Linked DNA regions of Homo sapiens: region 2 is linked to region 1. Evidence: read pairs that join two places in POLR2A ChIA-PET (ENCODE). Cell type or tissue: GM12878. All regions are shown on one strand.

Evidence for each region. Peaks named below come from ENCODE experiments on the same cell type or tissue, not always from the same donor. Only the 100,000 strongest peaks of a DNase experiment are listed, where the experiment ranks them.
Region 2: POLR2A ChIA-PET joins it to region 1 with 5 read pairs; 1 of 35 experiments calls an interaction of 5 or more read pairs at or near these places.

What each region holds. Positions count from the first base shown.
Region 1 is chr11:59,198,550-59,201,049 of GRCh38, reverse strand. It overlaps DTX4 (deltex E3 ubiquitin ligase 4), which reads right to left. Exons shown (of 9, transcript NM_015177.2): 8 at 1,277-1,366. Among named protein-coding and RNA genes, the nearest start is that of MPEG1, 13 kb to the left of the region's middle. RefSeq lists an enhancer at 1-701. In GM12878, a CTCF peak has its summit at 602; DNase peaks (open chromatin) are centred at 639 and 1,009; H3K27ac peaks cover 2,410 bases.
Region 2 is chr11:60,682,999-60,685,498 of GRCh38, reverse strand. All of the region lies in intron 6 of LINC00301 (long intergenic non-protein coding RNA 301), which reads right to left. The region is part of intron 2 of LOC105369321 (a long non-coding RNA gene); the gene reads left to right. Among named protein-coding and RNA genes, the nearest start is that of MS4A8, 15 kb to the left of the region's middle. RefSeq lists an enhancer at 1,452-1,501. In GM12878, no CTCF peak of the experiment used is centred here; DNase peaks (open chromatin) are centred at 1,108 and 1,358; H3K4me3 peaks cover 795 bases; H3K27ac peaks cover 1,454 bases.

The DNA.
Region 1 (2,500 bases):
GGTTCCAGAATTGTGAGACATAAGTGTCTATTGTTTATAAGGCACCCCGTCTATGGCACTGTGTTACAGCAGCCAGAACAGACTAAGACACTGACCCACAGCAACAGCATAGCCATAGCTGCTGACAAGCAAAGTGCATGACGAATAAATACTTGTTGAAGTAAGCAGCGGAAATTTGGAGAGAAAGCTCACTAAAATATATCTTGTCTAATATTCCCCCCAATACTCCCTTTAGATCAATGGTTCCTACTCCTTTTGAGATCGGGAAAGATTTTGAAAATCCAATGATTTTCTGGCCTCATCCATAGAAATACAAACATAAATTTTTTATTCTAATTTTAGAGTTCATAGAACCACTGAAGCCTAATCATGAATCACTAGGAATCCAGAAACCCAATGATTGTTTTCTCTGCCCTTTTGGGAAAAAGTCAAATAATATGAAAGTACATACAAAGAAAATAATCTACATATTAAGATCCCTATCCCAGACCAGTGTTTCTCCAGCTTCAATGTGTTGTCAGATCAGCTACGCATCTCGTTAAGATGAAGTGGCTTCTGGTTCTGCATTTCTATCAAGCTCCTATGTGGTGCCACTGGCGCTGGTCCCAGGACCAGCGTTTAAGCAGCAGGGCTCTAGACACAGGATCTTAAAATAGATGAATTATTGCCACTAATACCCGAGAGAGGAAACAAACTGACATGGTTTGGCTGTGTCCCCACCCAAACCTCATCTTGAATTGTAGTTCCCATAATTCCCACATGCTGTGGGAGGGACCCAGTGGGAGATAACTGAATCATGGGGGCAGTTTCCCCTATACTGTTCTCATGGTAGTGAATAAGTGTCACAAGATCTGATGGTTTTATAAGGGGTTTCCCCTTTCACTTGGCTCTCATTCTTTCTTGACTGCCACCATATAAGAGTTGCCTTTCATCTTCTGCCATGATTGTGGGGACTTCCCAGCCACGTGGAACTGAGAGTCAATTAAACCTCTTTCCTTCATAAATTACCCAGTTTCATTTATGTCTTTATTAGCAGCGTGAGAACAGGCTAATACACAAACTAAATGTCCACTCCCACCCACCTAATTCTAATCGTAGCCACCCCACCTATGGTTGACTCAAATTTGACCTTGTTACTGTGTGCATCTAGACTTAAAAGAGACACAGTTCTCTTTGGTCTGTGCATTGTAAGAAGCAAAACTTTAGGCCTTGACATAGAAGTAAACTGCCCGATCTATTCTAAAACCTAGTTCTATGTGGAAACTTCCGGTCTTACTTTTCTCCCTTTCTCGCTGTCCGGAAGGTAACAGTGTCGTGGGAAGCCTCGGGCGCTGAAACTCTTCCCAGGATTCGGGTGTTCCGGTCCCTGAAAGCAGAAAGCAAGCAAGCAAATGGCATTTTTCAAAATATTTCTGATAAGAGCGGGGTTAGGCTGTGACTAATTTCAATAATAATGACAATAATAATTCCCATAAAGCTTCAACAGAGAACAGACCCAAAAAGCACTGTGAGTGGTCATTTAGCACGTGTTTCTGTGTCCTTAGACCTGGGTTTGGATGCAGAGCTGCTACCTCCCACTGCATTAGCTGGAACCCTCTCTTGGGGCTTTTGTTCCCCATCTCTCTAACAGGAATGACGCAGAGTCCTTCCCTTATGGGGCTGTTATAAATGTTAAGTGAGTGGTGCCTGATGAGTAGTAAGAGCTCAGTAAATGTTTAACATCATTGTCCATCATCTTCATCATCTATTGTCTTACAAAAGAAGAAATCTGCAGTGCAGAGAAGATATGTGGCTTCTGTAATATTAGTGGCTCTGCTAAAATTGAAGCCCAGGTTTCCTGAGGCACACTCTGGATTTTTAACTACTCAGAATAAAGAAAGTGCCTCCAAGCTATGAGCCATGCCAACAGAATTTTCTGAATGATTCTTGTGGATTTTCTCCTTTGTCCTCATGGGTTTTTGTTTGTTTTCTTCTTTAACAATAGGAATTGGGATAGTCAGGACTAAAAATCTTCTAACAGCATTTCAACTATTGCCACCCAATACCCTATTAAGTAGGCAGTCTCAGGCCACTTGGTGAGAAAAAAACTGAAGCACAATTGAGTGAGAACAGGTTTCCTAATCAGTGCCCAGAATGAGTCCACAGGCCTCTTTGAGAAGCTCATGAAAAGCGGCAAATTTTCTCCCGGTAACAATGACCAAATCCCCTCCTCCCCATACAAAGGTTTGTCTATAATTTCTGAGGATCCCTGACCCCCTGAGGGATGGAACCCTCTTTAAAAACCCCTTCTAGATTCAACCAGTATAAAACTGATACTTCCATGCAGCTCTTGGCACAAGTTCTCACGTAGATGATCAGCAAATACATCCTGCCTGAATAAATGAACGAGTGTGGAAGAACAAATGAATGAAAAAACTGCAAGAAAAAAACCCAGATTTTTCTTTTTCTCTTATTATGGACCATGGTTCCAAAATGATAAGAAATTCTGTGGCTTTCCATT
Region 2 (2,500 bases), 1.5 Mb before region 1:
TTTTAGGTTGACACCAAACTACAGATTTTTGTTTTTGGAATTAATTATCTATTTTGAAAGGATTTAGGGAAGATAGATAAGTAAGGAGATAAAATCATCAGCCATTACAATCTATTTCCTTTCATCACTTTGTTTAGTGAGCATGTTTTTGCCCTTTATTATTTTAATGAAATATATTGCATTGATTGATTTTGGTATGTTAAACTAACTTTGAATTCCTGTAATAAATCTCACTTGACCCTGTTGTATAATCATATTTATATGTTGCTAGATTTGGTTTGCTAGTTTTTTTTTTGAAGATTTTTGTATCCGTAGTCATCAGACATGTTGGTCTGTAGTTTTCTTCCCTTGGTCAATTTATCTATGATTTTTCTTTTGTTAAATATGCTTTTGGTGTGATAGCTAATATACCATTAACTAATTCAGGCCAGAAATAATTATGCCTGTATTTTCTTCTAAGAGTTTTGTAATGTTAGCTCTTAAATCTAGGTCTATGCATTTTTAGTTAATTTGTGTATATTCTGTGAGGTAGTGGTCTAACTTCATTCTTTTGTATGCAGATATCCAGTTGTCCTGGCACCATTTGTTGAAGAGACCACTATTTCTCCATTGAATTGTCTTGTCATGCTAGTCAAAAATCAAGTAGCTACGTATGAACTTATTTTTGGGTTTTTGATCCTATTCTACTGATTTTTATGTCTATCATTATGGCAGTATCACTGAGAGAAGAAAGAAAGAGACCCCCCCATATTGTTCTATACTGTTTTATACTCAGTACCTGTTTTAAGAAGAAACAAGGAAGCGAAACCAAAGGCAGGCAGCCTGGCGCCAGGCACCAGACCCAAAACCAGACCCAAAACCAGGCCTGGGCCTGCCTGACCTTAGCCTGATGGTTAAAATTCAACCCATGACTTAGCAACTGATGTTATCCATAGATTCCAGACATTGTGTGGAAGGACATACAACAAATTTTCCATTCTGTTCTGTTTCACTCTGATTACTGGTGCATGTAGCTGCAGCCCCTGTCCGGTACCACCCTAGACTGCTCAATCAATCACAACCCTTTCATGCGAAACCTTTAGTATTGTGAGCGCTAAAAAAAAAAAAGGGACAGAAATTGTGCACTCAACAAGCTTGGATTTTAAGACGCTAGTCTGCCGATGCTTCCAGCTGATTAAAGCTACTTCCTTCACTTTCTCAGTGTCTGTGGAGTTTTGTCCACGGCTCATCCTGCTACACCACAATTTCTTGATTACTGTAATTTTTTAGTAACTTTTGAAACTAGGAAGTGCGAGCCTTCCTGTTAGTCCAAACTGCACCATTTTGTAAATTCTCTGCTATTTTGCAGACCTTGGTCAAAGTGAAACATTTCACAGGAGTTCGGGCCGTGAGAAACATTCTGCCTAACCACATGACCACAAGGCAGACAAAGGCCCAACTAAAGAAACATCCCTATTATATCTTGCTGGGCAAAGGTCCAAGGAACACCATAATGACATTCTGCCAAACCAAGGGCCAGAACCACCTCATCATGGGAACATCTTATCAATATCCTGCTGGGTAGCAAGCCGTACTGCCTAGACCCCTCCCACCCATACCTATAAGTACCCCCAGGCTATAAGCAGCGGTGGGCTCTGGCATTACACTGGTTCCCCACTTCTGTAGGTTTTATGCTGGATGTAAAGCCTGCATTTGCTGCTGAGGTGCCCTTTTTATATGTGTGTGTGTGTGTGTGTGTGTGTGTGTGTGTGTGTGTGTGTGTCTTTCTTTAACCCTTACCTTCCCTTCAAAACCTAACACCTCCTACTTTGTTTTTCTTTTTTAATATTGGTTTGACTATTTTGGGTCTTTTCCATGTTCATATGAATGTTAGGATAAGCTTGTCAATTTCTGAAAAATGCCAGCTGTAATTTAACAGGGGTTGTGTTAAATTGGTTGGGGAGTATTACCATCATAATATTGTCTTCAAATATTGTCTTTTATCAATGAACATGGGATGTCTTTTCATTTGTTTGTATCTTCTTAAATTTCTTTCAATAATGTTTTAGAGTTTGTGGTAGACAAGTCTCGCACTTCTTTTTAAAAATTTATTCCTGAATGTGAAGTATATGTATATTTATTCCTTTTGATGTTACTGTAACTGTGTTTTTGTATACAAAAATACAGTTGGTTTCTGTATATTGGCCATGTATTCTGCCATTTTGTTAAACTTATTTATTAGTTCGACTAGATTTTTATGGATTTTTTTAGCATTTTATACGAGATCAGATAATGTCATTTGTAAAGAGTGTTAGTTTTAATTTTTCCTTGATTAAACTAAATTCTTTATTTTTTATTGCCTGATTTTCCTGGATAGAACCTACAATACAATGTTGAATGTAAGTGACAAGATATCTTGTTTCTTATCTTAAGAAGAAAATGATTCAGTGTCTCTTTATCAAGTATTATGTTAACTATAAATTTTTAATAAACGCCCATATTTAGGTTGAGAAAATTCCAT